2 separate regions of the Homo sapiens genome follow, and region 2 is linked to region 1. A link is a contact called in ENCODE Hi-C or POLR2A ChIA-PET data. All regions are on one chromosome and are shown on one strand. Each heading gives the region's core, a stretch centred on a gene start or an enhancer-like site at or near the end of the contact. The rest is flanking DNA. Distances are from core to core; before and after follow the strand shown. Region 1 overlaps TMOD3 (tropomodulin 3). Region 2 overlaps TMOD3 (tropomodulin 3).

Evidence for each region. Hi-C counts contacts between places; a loop is a spot of excess contacts on that map. ChIA-PET counts read pairs that join two places held with the same protein, here RNA polymerase II (POLR2A). Pooled maps may share reads with other maps.
Region 2: a map of PC-9 shows a loop between it and region 1 (7-fold over the local background). The contact joins two enhancer-like sites. A Hi-C loop is called at or near these places in 6 of 168 maps with a recorded cell type or tissue (Caco-2, HepG2, MCF 10A and 3 more) and 5 of 50 pooled maps. POLR2A ChIA-PET finds 5 or more read pairs at or near these places in 8 of 52 experiments (A549, B cell, BJ and 5 more).

What each region holds. Positions count from the first base shown.
Region 1 is chr15:51,904,307-51,911,049 of GRCh38, forward strand. It overlaps TMOD3 (tropomodulin 3), which reads left to right. Exons shown (of 10, transcript NM_014547.5): 10 at 4,470-6,743. The coding sequence ends at 4,504. It also overlaps the pseudogene RNU6-90P. Among named protein-coding and RNA genes, the nearest start is that of LEO1, 64 kb to the right of the region's middle. RefSeq lists an enhancer at 4,052-4,221. Within about 2 kb of position 3,290, at least 6 of the 41 ENCODE cell types and tissues checked have a DNase peak (open chromatin) inside an H3K27ac peak, as active enhancers do; they include PC-3 and PC-9, where a contact is called at or near this core.
Region 2 is chr15:51,843,396-51,850,138 of GRCh38, forward strand. All of the region lies in intron 1 of TMOD3 (tropomodulin 3), which reads left to right. Among named protein-coding and RNA genes, the nearest start is that of TMOD3, 17 kb to the left of the region's middle. Within about 2 kb of position 3,221, at least 7 of the 41 ENCODE cell types and tissues checked have a DNase peak (open chromatin) inside an H3K27ac peak, as active enhancers do; they include PC-3 and PC-9, where a contact is called at or near this core.

The DNA.
Region 1 (6,743 bases), core at 2,040-4,539:
TTGAGGGCAGGGACTATGTTGTTGGCAGGGGCCATGTCCGACTATTGAATCCCAACTCTTTTAAAACCATGCCTGACACACAATAGGTACTTAAGAAAACTGGATTAAGTGAATAAATAAGTGGTAGAATTTGAACTCTCTCAAAGTTATAATTTTCTGGTACCTGAATAGCCATAAACTAAGCCAGAAGTATCCTCCATTTTTCCTCTCCTTGGAAACTACCTTAACAAGCCCCAACCAGCTCTGTTACTTACCTCCCTCCAGGAGGCAGGTGATTCCAGCAGCTGTCCCTCCAGGAGCTGTACAGTGAATGTCTATAAACGTCACGGCAGGGGCGCTGACCTTTGCAAGGCTTCAGCAGTTGTGCTTTTTTGTGAAGACTGTTTTGGTAGACACTTTGCCTGCATTTCTGTAAGAAAAGAAATGTCCAGTGTTAGAGTGAGGGAGATTTGGGCAAATGCAAGATGGGGTGTGGGGGGTGCAAATGAAAACCACTTCCTAGGCTGCTTTATGTTGTCTCTGAGCAATTGAATAGCCGTGCACAGTGGTGTGTGATAGAGGAAGAGAAGACCATGTTGAAGAAGCTGTGTTCTGACCCAAAGCAGAAGCGAGAGAAAGCAAGCAGCTTTGTTCCGGGAACTCTCTAGACTCCCAGTTACACTGTTTCATTCTGATCCAAACTAGATTTTCAAACGTGGGTCTCATGCATGAAATGACAATAAGCACATTCCTGGATAGGGCAATTACAGATAAAAGCTCAAATTTGAGAGCAAGCAAGTTATTTATATGCTGATGGCAGCCTGTGGATTTTAAGAACTGACTCATATCATGATGCTGGCTCCTGAATAAACTTTCAATGAGTACTTGTTGTTTAAAGCTAACATTTAAAAAGTGGTATCAGCAGATTGAGGCCGGGTGCAGTGGCTCACGCCTGTAATCCAAGCACTTTGAGAGACCAAGGTGGGTGGATCACCTGAGGTCAGGAGTTTGAGACCAGCCTGGCCAACATGGTGAAACTAAAAATACAAAAATTAGCCAGGTGTGGTGGCAGGTACCTGTAATCCTAGCTACTCGGGAGGGTGAGGCATGAGAATTGGTTGAACCCAGAAGGCGGAGGTTGCAGTGAGCCGAGATTGCACCACTGTACTCCAGCCTGGGCTACAGAGTGAGACTTTGTCTAAAAAAAAAAAAAGTGATATAAATAAATTTAAGAGGGAGTGTTGGTAGAATACACTGAAATTACATGGTTAAAGAACTTTGATTTATTTGGATTTTATGCAGAAGGCATTAGAGAGCCATTAGAGGCCACCGAATACATGATTAAGATACTTCAAAAACAAAAACTGCTCTTATTGCTCTATTAGAGTTAGAAAATGAAGTTAGTTAGGACATTCGCAATTAACTAATGGTGGCGTATTGACAACTTATATCAGTGGAGTGTGTTTTGGTAACAAGGTGAAACCCCGTCTCTACTAAAAATACAAAAAATTAGCTGGGCGCGGTGGCGGGCGCCTGTAGTCCCAGCTACTCGGGAGGCTGAGGCAGGAGAATGGCGTGAACCCGGGAAGCGGAGCTTGCAGTGAGCCGAGATTGCGCCACTGCAGTCCGCAGTCCGGCCTGGGCAACAGAGCGAGACTCCGTCTCAAAAAAAAAAAAAAAAAAAAAAAAAAAAAAGAAATTGGACCAGATCCAAAGAATTGTTAATAGGGCAAAATTTATAAGCCTGCCATCTAGAGGATGAGCTGAGGAATTGCTGGAAGGTAACAAGTGAGCACCAGGTGAGAAAGAGGGGTCAGAAATGGCCCGTTGCCCCATTGTCCTCTGTTGTGCACACAGCGGCAGCAACCTCTCATTCTTCTGCTCAGCTTAACTTTTTTTCAGCTGTATACTCTGACCTCTGCCTAATAGATAAAGATTGAAAAGCCTGAAGACCATGTTTTCTGACATATTGGTCTCAGCAGCCTGATATGTACTAACTCAAAAGAGATAATCAAAGAACAAGACTTGAAACTTGTACAGAATCTCCTGGGCATATAGTTCTTTTTCACCTTGTAGATGGGGCTTTATCAGATCTTTGAGTTCTGATTTTGATAACATCGTTCCCTCTCTCATTGTTTTCTTAGTCTCAGCTATTCATTGAAATAATTCTACCTGCTCTCCATCTCTCCAGCTAAGAAGTGTCACAGCTGTAACAGCAAAGAGGTTCTATGGTATACATGCAATATTCTATTTACCTTTGAGTCTCACATTACTATCTTTACACTAGTTAACTGCATATTCCATTTTCTAGACCTTTTTTGTTTGCTGCACTCTGTCCTGTAGATCTTTTCTATAACATGCATTATAGCATCTGAAGTGGTATGCCAGTAACATCCAAACCCTGCTGCAATTCAAAATTTTCGTTGAAATGTTCTACCCTAAAGAATTATCTGGGCTGGGCGCAGTGGCTCACGCCTGTAATCCCAGCACTTTGGGAGGCTGAGGCAGGCGGATCACCTGAGGTCAGGAGTTCGAGACCAGCCTCAACATGGAGAAACCCCGTCTCTACTTTAAAAAGTACAAAATTAGCCAGGTGTGGTGTTGCATGCCTGTAATCCCAGCTACTCGGGAGGCTGAGGCAGGAGAATTGCTTGAACCTGGGTGGTAGAGGTTGCGGTGAGCCGAGATCGCGCCATTGCACTCCAGCCTGGGCAACAAGAGCGAAACTCCGTCTCAAAAAAAAAAAAAAAAAGAATTATCTGAAGTTTGCCTTTCAGACATTTCTATATTTTTCAGAGATCTATATACATGATTTGATATTTGAGGGCTCAAGTCTCCATTTAATTTTTTTTCTTAATACTTCAGTGAACACATGAAACTTGTCTTTGTTAGCATGGATTAAAATTAGAGTCGGTTGCTTGCTTTGACAGCACATACACTAAAATTGGAATGATACAGAGAAGATGAGCATGGCCCCTTGCAAGGATGACACAGACATTCATGAAGCAATCCCTATTTTTATTGAGTTCTGGCAAAAAATAAATAAAATAAACTTAAGAGTCAGGCGAACTTAATTAGATAGTTATAAAAATGTTCGTGGGAACCTGATACTTTAGTCCTTCTGGTTTTATTTTCAAGCAAGCACCCAGCCTATGGCTGAACAAGATTTTATATACGTCATCTGAACGTATGGTCTTATCTATTAAAGGCCGACAAACAGAAGTCAGCAGTCAGAAGAGCACAAGAGCAGAGTGTCTATGGCCTGGCCAGGACACCAGGTGTACCTGTTGGCTTCTAGTTCCTCTGTCAAACAGCCAATTTAGGCCAAAGTACACACTACAGAAGTGACAGAGCCATGATTCACTCTATTTGTCATCAACTCTGGAACCTGTGGTTTTTGTCCTCTCTAGGAGCCGGCCACAATGCTGATAGCCCTGAATTGGTGGCCCTCAGTGAATGCTCTCTAGTGGCTGATAGGTGAGAGCGCAGGTAGCAAGATCTGAAGTTGAAGACCTTGTTCTGCTACTAGAGAACACCCCTGAGTAGTTTGACATCACCAGTCCAGGAAGAGGCTGGTAGTCTCAGATACATACATGTACCGTTCTTTGCTGTAAAAGCTGAGCTAGTTGACTGGCCACTTAGGCAGCCAAAGTTTATGGTAGCCGGAAGTGACCACACCATATTACCAGGGTCTGAGATTTTCATTACTTTGCATTTGTTGTTTTATCAGACCCTGAACTGGTTTATATTACAGGAGACAAAAGAAGGAAAATTCAGAAAGCAGTAGCAAATCACTTACCTATAAAAATGACAAAAATGTTTTTGGTATATTCTTTTACAGCCTAAGGAAATACATTGTAGTGTCTAATCAGGAGAGCATGCAAATAGTTACTTTTAATATGTTCTAACCCCAGCTGCCTGAATGTCACTTCAAAATTTAACACACTAATTTATTAGCTGTTTTTTAAAACCTGAGTATGTACTTTTTCAGTAAACAAATGACTTGGGCTGGACGCAGTGGCTCACACCTGTAATCCCAGCACTTTGGGATGCTGAGGCGGGCAGATCACTTGAGCTCAGGAGTCCAAGACCAGCCTAGGCAAGATAGTGAGACCTAATGTCTGTTTTATTAATAAATTACAAAGTTAAAAATAAACAAAAACAAATGACTTGTAGATGATTGCTGACCATTCTGTTTTAGATTTCTAGTGCTGCTGCTGTGTAAGCACAGCTATGAGTCATTGAGCTTAGGGCATGTAATTCTTTTGTTGAAGCCCCTTGGTTCTCAACAAGTAAATGACAGTGGTGAATGATGGGAAGTAGGTTGTTTTTTTTTTTTTTTTAATTAGTGGTCATGTGAACTGGAAATGGACATTTCAATTTTGTAAAACTTATAACTGGATTATGCAGAAACTTGCTTGTTATAAGCAAGTTACCATTGTAAAAACTAATAGGGATTTCTAACATAGTTTCTTTTATTTTTCTCATAGTGCGTAAGAGACGAGTTGAAGGAGATCACCAGTAAGTCTGCAAAGGTGTAATCTTTGGAAGACTTCAGAAGATCACCAAGGGCTCATGTTGGTGACATCATGTAAAATTTTCCTGGGTAGAAGGGAAAAGACTGGAAAAATTTTTTTAGTGACATGCATTTTTTTTTTAGTTGTTATCAAATTGTAAAATCAGTAATGTGATATTTTATATTCTGAAACATTTCTACTTTCTGCTAAAATCAATTTTAATTTAGTTTAATTGAATGATTTATGATGAATCTTGGGCAAAAAAATACAACTGTAAAAAATTTCACAGGTCATTTGTGTAGAATAATTTGAACATTGTGAGGACCAATCTTTTTTAAATCAAAAGGGATGTTGCTGGTATCAGAATTGTTATTGCTTCATTTAGACATAAAACACTTAAGTGTTTTCTTCACTCCGTGACCTGGAGAGTTTTCCATTTTTTAAAATACATGAACTTGGCAAGGGTGTGATTTTTCTTTATCAAGAGAACAAAATGCCAGAATGTTAAAACAGTTAACTCAAAATCTAGTCATCTGTGTAGGAGCTAAAGCAGGTCTCCAGGGAGAGAGGGTGGTCGTCTGTGCATTCCAGGTTACTGCACTTGTCTGATGTGACGTAGCAACACCCAGGTCTTCTTAAAACAAAGTCATCAGCTTTGCCAGGTTACATACTTTATTTAAAAGTATAGTGAGGTCGAAGTTCATTCCAGTGTTTCATTTTAATAATGTGGGCATTATTAAATTTTTGTGGAAGCTAATAGTAAAAAATAAAAGCTGTTTTCACCACCTCCCTCCCCACCCCCCAAAAAAGGCGTACAGCCAACTCTTAGTTATTTAGGGTAAGAGAAAAAAGAAAACTGTTAAACAATGAAATCAAAGATAATAAATATGATAGATTTCCAGTATGAGGCACTTGCAAAACAGTCATTTAAACTGATGGTTACTGTAAGTCAGTTGGAAGCTGGCATGTATGTAAATTACTTGGTGTTACACCATATCCGAAGAAGTTCCTATGTGCAGTGCAGAATTGCATAAACAGTATTTAATCACTGCTACAAATCTTCCAACCAAGAAGGAAAACTGCTATTCTTCATAAATCTAATTTTTAGTATATGCTTCCTTTCATCTTATACTTTTATCAATATTTATAAAAGTCATTTCTATAATAAAAGCAGTCTTTCTTGCTCAAAGTATTAAGGTGAACAATTGAATAGAGTACTGTGGTCGGGAGACTGATTTGAGACTGCAGAGCTGATGCTGGGTAGAGGGTCTGGACTTGTATTCATGTTCTGTCTCAGGGCAGCCCCTGGAGCAGGAGATGGCAGAGGCATTTACAGCTGCAGAAAACAGGGAGGAATGGAATCTGAGGTAGCCCTGGCCTCAAAATTCAGGCCTGGCTGTATCATTTACAGAGATTTTTCTGGAGGGAAAAGTCTCATTTCTGAGGAAGGCAAGGTGGCTAATCATTATTAATTTTTTTTAAACTTTTTGGGCCGGGCGCAGTGGCTCACGCCTGTAATCCCAGCACTTTTGGGAAGCCAAAGTGGGTGGATCACTTAAGGTCAGGAGTTCAAGACCAGCCTGGCCAACATGGTGAAACCCTGTCTCTACTAAAAATCAAAAAAGTAGCCGGGTGTGGTGGTGCACACCTGTAATCCCAGCTACTCAGGAGGCTGAGGCAGGAGAATTGCTTGAACCTGGGAGATGGAGATTGCAGTGAGCTGAGATCGTACCACTGCACTGCAGTCTGGGTGACAAAGCAAGACTCTGTCTCAAAAAACAAACAAACAAACAAACTTTTTGAAATTGAATTGCAATATGTCTGCTACTTTGGCTTGGGCTGGACAGTTTATCTAATAAGCAAGGCAGCTTCTTGTGTGCTATGGTAATAAGCCTTCTTAACAGGCTAAGCTTCCCTCATAAGAACTGTGGTGTTTCTCTTTTTTTTTTTTTGTTTTGGTTTGTTTTGGTTTTTTGGTTTTGTTTTGTTTTGTTTTTTAAATCAGTATCCAATGTTTTATAGGGGCCAAAGGTTAACTTTGCACTATTCCCTGTCAGTTAAAGGCCACTGATATTTTTCTAAGTTAGCAAGGCTCACTTGCTTGCTTTCTTGCCTCCCTTGCCTCCATCCCTCTCCCTTCCTACCTTCTCTATTTACCTATTTCTCTCCCTCCCTCTCTTCTCCTCTCTTTTTTTTTCCCCGCATATGCAGCTTTTTGATTGTACTTGATTTTATAGAGACTGCACA
Region 2 (6,743 bases), core at 1,971-4,470, 61 kb before region 1:
TTATCAAAATCACCCGAGAAACTGTCAAACTACAAACACCTAACAAGAAACATTTCTAAGTAAAGGAGTAAAATGTTAAAAGCAGTGTTTTAGGTGACTGTAGGCAAGATACAGATGTTAGAGCAGGAAAACAGGAGCTTAGAGTCAGTTTGCTTGTCTAGAGCCTGGTCTGACAGAGGGCTTAGTAAAGCAGTATTTTTTACTTCCTCTTTTTATGAGGTTCCAGAAGTTTCTCTAGGTCTTAGAACCTTTCCTGGGAAGGGGCAGGGCTCAGAGACATAGGGCTTTGAAGAGCCTGCATAGGACTTTAGAAAGTTGTTTCTCTTGATGTTTCCTTAGGGAAAAGGTTTTGAGAAAACATACCCCAAAACTGCCCTCAATCCCAGTTTCAGGATTTCAATTAAATAGGGCCTTTGGTCCAAAGCTGTGGAACTTGGGAGAATATATAATTACATATTTCTTAAAATGAGCTTTGCTATTGGTTTCGCAGATTGCTAGTTTTTTTTTTTTAATAGCATTCTGAAATTCTAATATGACTGTATGATGGCCGATGGTTCTTATTTTGTTTTTTCTACCAAAGCACTTCTTGCTGTTACCTGAGTGTGGCATGCATAATTCTAAAGTCAGGGATAATATTTGTTATTTTTTCATATGCAGCATCAAACTGCAACAAATGATTGAATTGTCCTTTAAATTAAAAAAAATCAATAAATGCACATGGTACAAAACTCCTGGGGTCCTCCTGGATATATAGCAAACACTGAGTGAACCCTCTCCCTTGTATTCTCAGCTAACTAGTTTATCTCTGGTTCTTGTGGATCCTTCCAGAGTTATTCTCAAGCACTTATTTTTAAAAGTTGATTGTTTAGATTTGGAAGGACCTTGGAGGTCTTTTGTTAACCAGTAGACTTTCTTGAGGTACTAGAAAAAAGTGGGTCACAGTTGAGGAATAGATGTAAATGAATGATGGGGGGAGGAAAACCCTCCGAAACTCCTTAAAATATCACCTTCTGCGGTTAAAGCCTTTATGAAACCTGTTTCCCAAAGGCCTCTTTCCTAAATTCCAAGTCAATTTTTCTAACCTATTTTTTCTTATTCTGAAGTCTTTTTTCTAATATCTTTCAGTACTGTTCTCCTCTTGAGAGTCTTGGTTATAAAATTTAATTAAAGAGAGGCAGTAGTTAAATACTGTTAAATTTATTTTAATAAGAGGAAAGGAAATAAAGACCAAGGCAGAAATGAATGTGCTACTTTAGTATTCTTACTACATTGACAGAATTTATATTTAATTTTGTGATTGAATCTTTTTTGCATTAATTCCTATGATTTATGATTTGTAGGGAATTCATGTTTTCATGGAAACATGTCTAACTTTATTATGGAAATCAATGTGAAAATAGAAAATTAGCTGTATAAGTTTGCTTTATTTGGTGAGTTTTCAGGAAAGCATTTATTAATACGGTCATACTACTGTTAACTTTTTTTTCCCCTCTACTACTTAACAACATTGGCTCATGCTTGACTTCATTATTTACTTTGTTCATTTTTTAAGTCTATCTGGTTCTTGTTTTTCAAGTCACTTTCCTGCAGTATTTCAGCTTTTGTATGTACATATCTAGCATGATTCAGCTTTCATATTTTTCCTTTTTACTTATACATTGTTCACCTTGGCAGTGATGAGGGCAAGTCAGTATTTTTTTCCCCCAAGATTGGGTTAAATGGTGTTTCCTTAAAATCATAGACAATTAGAATTAGAAGAGACCTGAGTCCATCAGGCTCAGGGATGAAATGACTAGGTTTCAACCTTTGCCAAGTCTCATCTACTGGTAGTAGCTGCCTAAGGACTGAGGGAGGATCTGTGCTCAGTGAAAAAAAGGCTGTTTGATTTGCCGTGTTTGTCATGGACGTGGAAGAGCCACCTGTCAGAACCAGGACTATATTTTAGCTATTCTTCATCTAGCCCAGGAAACTAAGAAGAGATTAAAGTCAGAACCCCTAAGTCCATAGATCCGCTCACCCTCAGTCTGATGCTGGGAGCTAACTAAGTGCTAGACTTTTTCTCCTGAAGAATTTTGGTTCCAGCCAGGCACAGTGGCTCACATGTGTAATTCCGTACTTTGGGAGGCTGAGGTGGGAACATCGCTTGAGCTCAGGATTTTAGACCAGCCTGGGCAACATAGTGAGACCTCATCTCTACAAAAAATTTAAAAATTAGCTGGGCATGGTTGGCACACACTTGTTGTCCCAGCTACTCAGTAAGCTGAGGTGGGAGAATCGCTTGAGCCCAGAAGGTCGAGGCTGCAGTGAGCTGTCATCACTCCAGCCTGGGTGATAGTGGGAGACTCTGTCTCAAAAAATAAAACAAGGAAAGAATTTTGGTTTCCTCTGGGTTTTGTTTGTTTTTCCTCCTCTGGTGATAATTGAATCCTATTAATTACATAGGTTTGTCACAGTTTGTTATAGAGCTTGGAGAAGGACTTCGGAGTAATCAATCAAGGAGTCAGAAGGTACAGAAAATTCTCCTTATTCTAGCAAAGAAAGGGAGCTTCAGTTATATAATCTAGCTAAAATTAAAAACTTTTAAAAATCTATTTTTAAGACTGAAGATTTTTCCATTAAAATTTAAAAGTACACTACTGACTGAGCGCAGTGGCTCACACCTGTTATCCCAGCACTTTGGGAGGCAGAGGCAGATGGATTACTTGAGCCCAGGAGTTTGAGACCAGCCTGGGCAACATGGTAAAACCCCATTTCTACCAAAAAAAAAAAAAATACAAAAATAAAAATTAGCCAGACATAGTGGCACGCACCTATTGTCCCAGCTACTTGAGAGGCTGAAGTGGGAGGATTGCTTGAGCCCGGGAGTTTGAGGCTGCCATGAGCCATGTTCATGCCACTACACTTTAGCCTGGGTAACAGGCTCAAAACAAAACAAAACAAAACAAAACAAAAAACAAATCTAGTTTGAAGCCCAGGAAATTTGGAAGGATTGAAACTGAGGAAAAATAATACCTTTTGTTCACTGCGTAACATTCAACTTGCTCTCAGCATGATTTCTTTTAGACCTGGCCTAGTTTATTTTAGGTTTTATGTGTTCTTCAATGCTTACTAACTTGGTGGATTAAGAAAATTCTTGCAAGAGGAAAAATGAGTCATGGTGATACTTCCCTTTGGGGGAGAGAAAGAAAACTCTCAGATTAATCTCACCATTATGCACTTGGCATGGATTCAGCATTTTGATTGATGGCTGAGCATTGATAAATCTTTCCCTGTAAGCCACTTCATATCATATTTGGTTTTGTTCACAGTAGGACTGGTAGAAGTCTCTTTTTCAGTTAACCAGCAGAGATAAAGAACTCTGTAACCTTATTACCATCAGAGACTTGTTCGTATGATGTCATTTCTTTTTTTTAAAGATATTTTGAGTTTGCAACAACTGGGAAAAAACATTTCCCAGTCTACCCAGTCTATTAAACAAACAAACCAAAAAATTAAAAACTGAAAAACATTTGGTGCTGAGAAACTGGGTATGCTAAGGGTGTGGCTATTTTGGCATCCATCTTTGGTATGCACAGAGTGGGTTCCTCTTTGACCTTGCCCTGTGTCTCTGATGCTGCAGCTCCACTAAGAAGAAGAAAAAGGGGAGGTGGGACAGAACTGGGAGCTGGTTTGCTACTATTCGTCAGAAAAGGAAGTGGGGCACCTACAAGAGAGCCACGAAGTCTCTCAGCAGGGTCTTGTTGAAAGATTGTTTTTGAAGTGGTATGAATAACCTGTCAAGTATTTTCTTGTAATAATCACAGAACTAATCTGGCTACTTTCTACTTTAAGGTAGTCCTCCGTGATCTGCTTCTAATTACATCTCTTCTTTATTCTAGCCCTAACAAGTTTTTCTGCACTGCCTTCAGATTTCAAACTATTTTCTCTGCAATCTATAAATTTCATTTTTTAAAATGCAAGATGGCATTGGTAGCAATGGCAGGAAAGACAGGGCTACTTAGGTTGATTAGTTTCCATGGGACTTTTACACAGAATAATCAACCACTATTTTTTCAACTACTGTGTGCAAAGCAGCTATCTCACTGAGCTGTGCTAATATCTGAGTCAACAAACCGTAGCATCCCCAAAACGCCACAAAAATTATTAAAATACTGTCTTTTAAGCTTCATTATATAGAAGAATCAGTGAACCAAACAAAAGGATAAATTTAGCATCCAGTATATTTCCTTTAAAAAAGTCTTAGACAGGCATGGTGGCTCACGTTTATAATTCCAGCACTTTGAGGGTCTGAAGCAGGAGGATCACTTGAAGCCAAGAGACCAGTCTGGGCAAAGCAAGACCCCATCTCTATCCTCCTCCATTTGCTATCAAAGTAATATACGTTATATACAACTAAAATAAAATGGGCATTTTTTAGAAGGTAAATATGTGTGCCAATACAGTGCTTTGAGCGTGGTGGGTATTGCTACGGTTTGAATGTCTGTACCTTCCTAAAATTCATATGCTGAAACCTAATCACCAATATGATGGTATTAGGAGGTGGGGCCTTTGAGAGGTGAGTAGGTCGTGAGGATAGAGCCTTCATGAGTAGGATTCATGCCATTATAAAAGAGGCCCTAGAGAGCTGCCTTGCATTTCTATCATTTCAGGACACAGCTCCATCTGTGAATCAGAAAGTGGGCTCGCACCTGACTCTGAATCTGCTGGTGTCTTATTGGACTTCTCAGCCTCTGGAAATTGTGAGAAATAAATTGCTGTGGTTTACAAGCTACCTAGTTTATGGTATTTTGTTATAGCAGCCTAAATGGGCTAAGACAGACACTGAATATATTCTTTGTTTATAATTAGTGTTATTTAGAATTATAAGCTTATAAAAAGGAAATGACCTTATGAGAGTCTTGAAACTCCCTTGCCTTTGAGGAATCTGCCACATTGTCCCTGACAGATATTCATACTCAGCCTCAACAATCCCAAGAATACATAGATGACTGTCTTTACCTTAGCCTTCTCCATCAAAGAGAATGTTCTTCAAACCAGCAGAGATGAAACTCAACCTTAACATTAAATAGAAGAGTATTTTGATGTTTTGAATGTTAAAATCTCCAGCCGGAGATAACTTATTGTTACATTATTTCCAGATTAATTTTGAACCATGCCAAACAGAAAAGGGAATGTCAATTTGAATTTTTTTAATTGAAGTAAATTGAAGCAGATACTTGGGAAATTGTTGGCTAGTGAACCGTATCTACTTCAAAAGTTTACATGGATATTCATCCAAAGGGAATATTTTGATCCTAACTACTATTAATATGTGTCAACACTGAAATAGTTTTATTTAAAAGTAAACATATATAATCACCAGAAGTTTTCTTCAGCATGAAAGGATATGACTGCCAGTCAATATCTGAAACAAAGGCAAAGCTGAATTTAATGCTTACTGTAATAAGGGAGAGCAATGCTGGCTAGACACAGTTTCTCTAAGAAGAGCAGGCCAATTTCTAATTTTGGGGAATTGTGGAATTCAGGGATTGGCAAACTTTCTGAGGCTGTAGTGGGTTAACATAATCTGTAGAAGTATGACTATGATTGGCTGGCACTCAGAGGAGTGTTTATTGGAGTATGTTCCCGATCAGCTTCTTTCGGAAGTTGGGAAGCTATTGCAATAGCCCAGATAAGAGGAGATAATGGCTTGGACCAGAGTGGAAGGAAGCAGTGGAGATGGTAAAGAGATGACTTTTAAAGGTAAAACCAGCAAGATTTGCTGGGTGGATCATGTGTGGAGTGCGAGAGAAATCAAAGTTGACTCCAAGATTTTTGGCCTGAGAGACTAAAGAATGGTGTTGCTGTTTATTACATGGGAAAAACATGGCAAGAGCAGGTATGGGGGAGAAAATTAGGAGTCTGTTTTGTATGTTTACATTTGAGAAACCTGTTAGCCATCCAAGTGGAGATTTTACATGGATAGTTATTTGCAAGTATGGAATTCAGGAGAGAGGTCCAGATTGGAGATATCAATTTAAAAGTTATCAGTGTATGAAATCACCAAGGCAGTGAGTATAGAAAGAGAAGCTGTCCAAGGAACTAAGTACTGGGGGCACTCCAACATTTGAAGATGAGGAAGATGAGGAGGAACCAGCAGAGGAGAATGAGATGGGGCAGTCAGGGAGGAAGGACCAAGAAAAAATGATGTCCCCAAAGCCAAGTGAGGAAAGTGTTTTATGGCCAGACACTGTGTCTAATAGGTCTCTTAAGATGTGGACTAAGGTGGCTCCTGCCTGTAATCCCAGCACTTTGGGAGGCCAAGGCAGGTGGATCACCTGAGGTCAGGAGTTCAAGGCCAGCCTGGCCAACATGGTGAAACCTCATCTCTTCCAAAAATACAAAAAAAATTAGCCAGGCATGGTGGCTCACACCTGTAATCCCAGCTACTCGGGAGGCTGAAGAAGGAAAATTGCTTGAACTCAGGAGGTGGAGGTTGCAGTCAGCCGAGATCACACCACTGCATGTCAGCCTGGGTGACAGAACGAGACTCTGTCTCAATAAAAAAAAAAAAAAAGATGAGGACTGAAAATTGACAGTTGGATTTAGCACTGTGCTGGCAAGATCAGTTTGGGTGGAGTGAGTGGTGGGGATGAAAGCCAGATGGGAGAATATTTGAGACAATAAGAGGGAGAGGACTCGGGTTACCAAATATAGACAATTCTTTTAAGTTTGGCTGTAAAGTGGAGCCAAGAAGTAGGGTA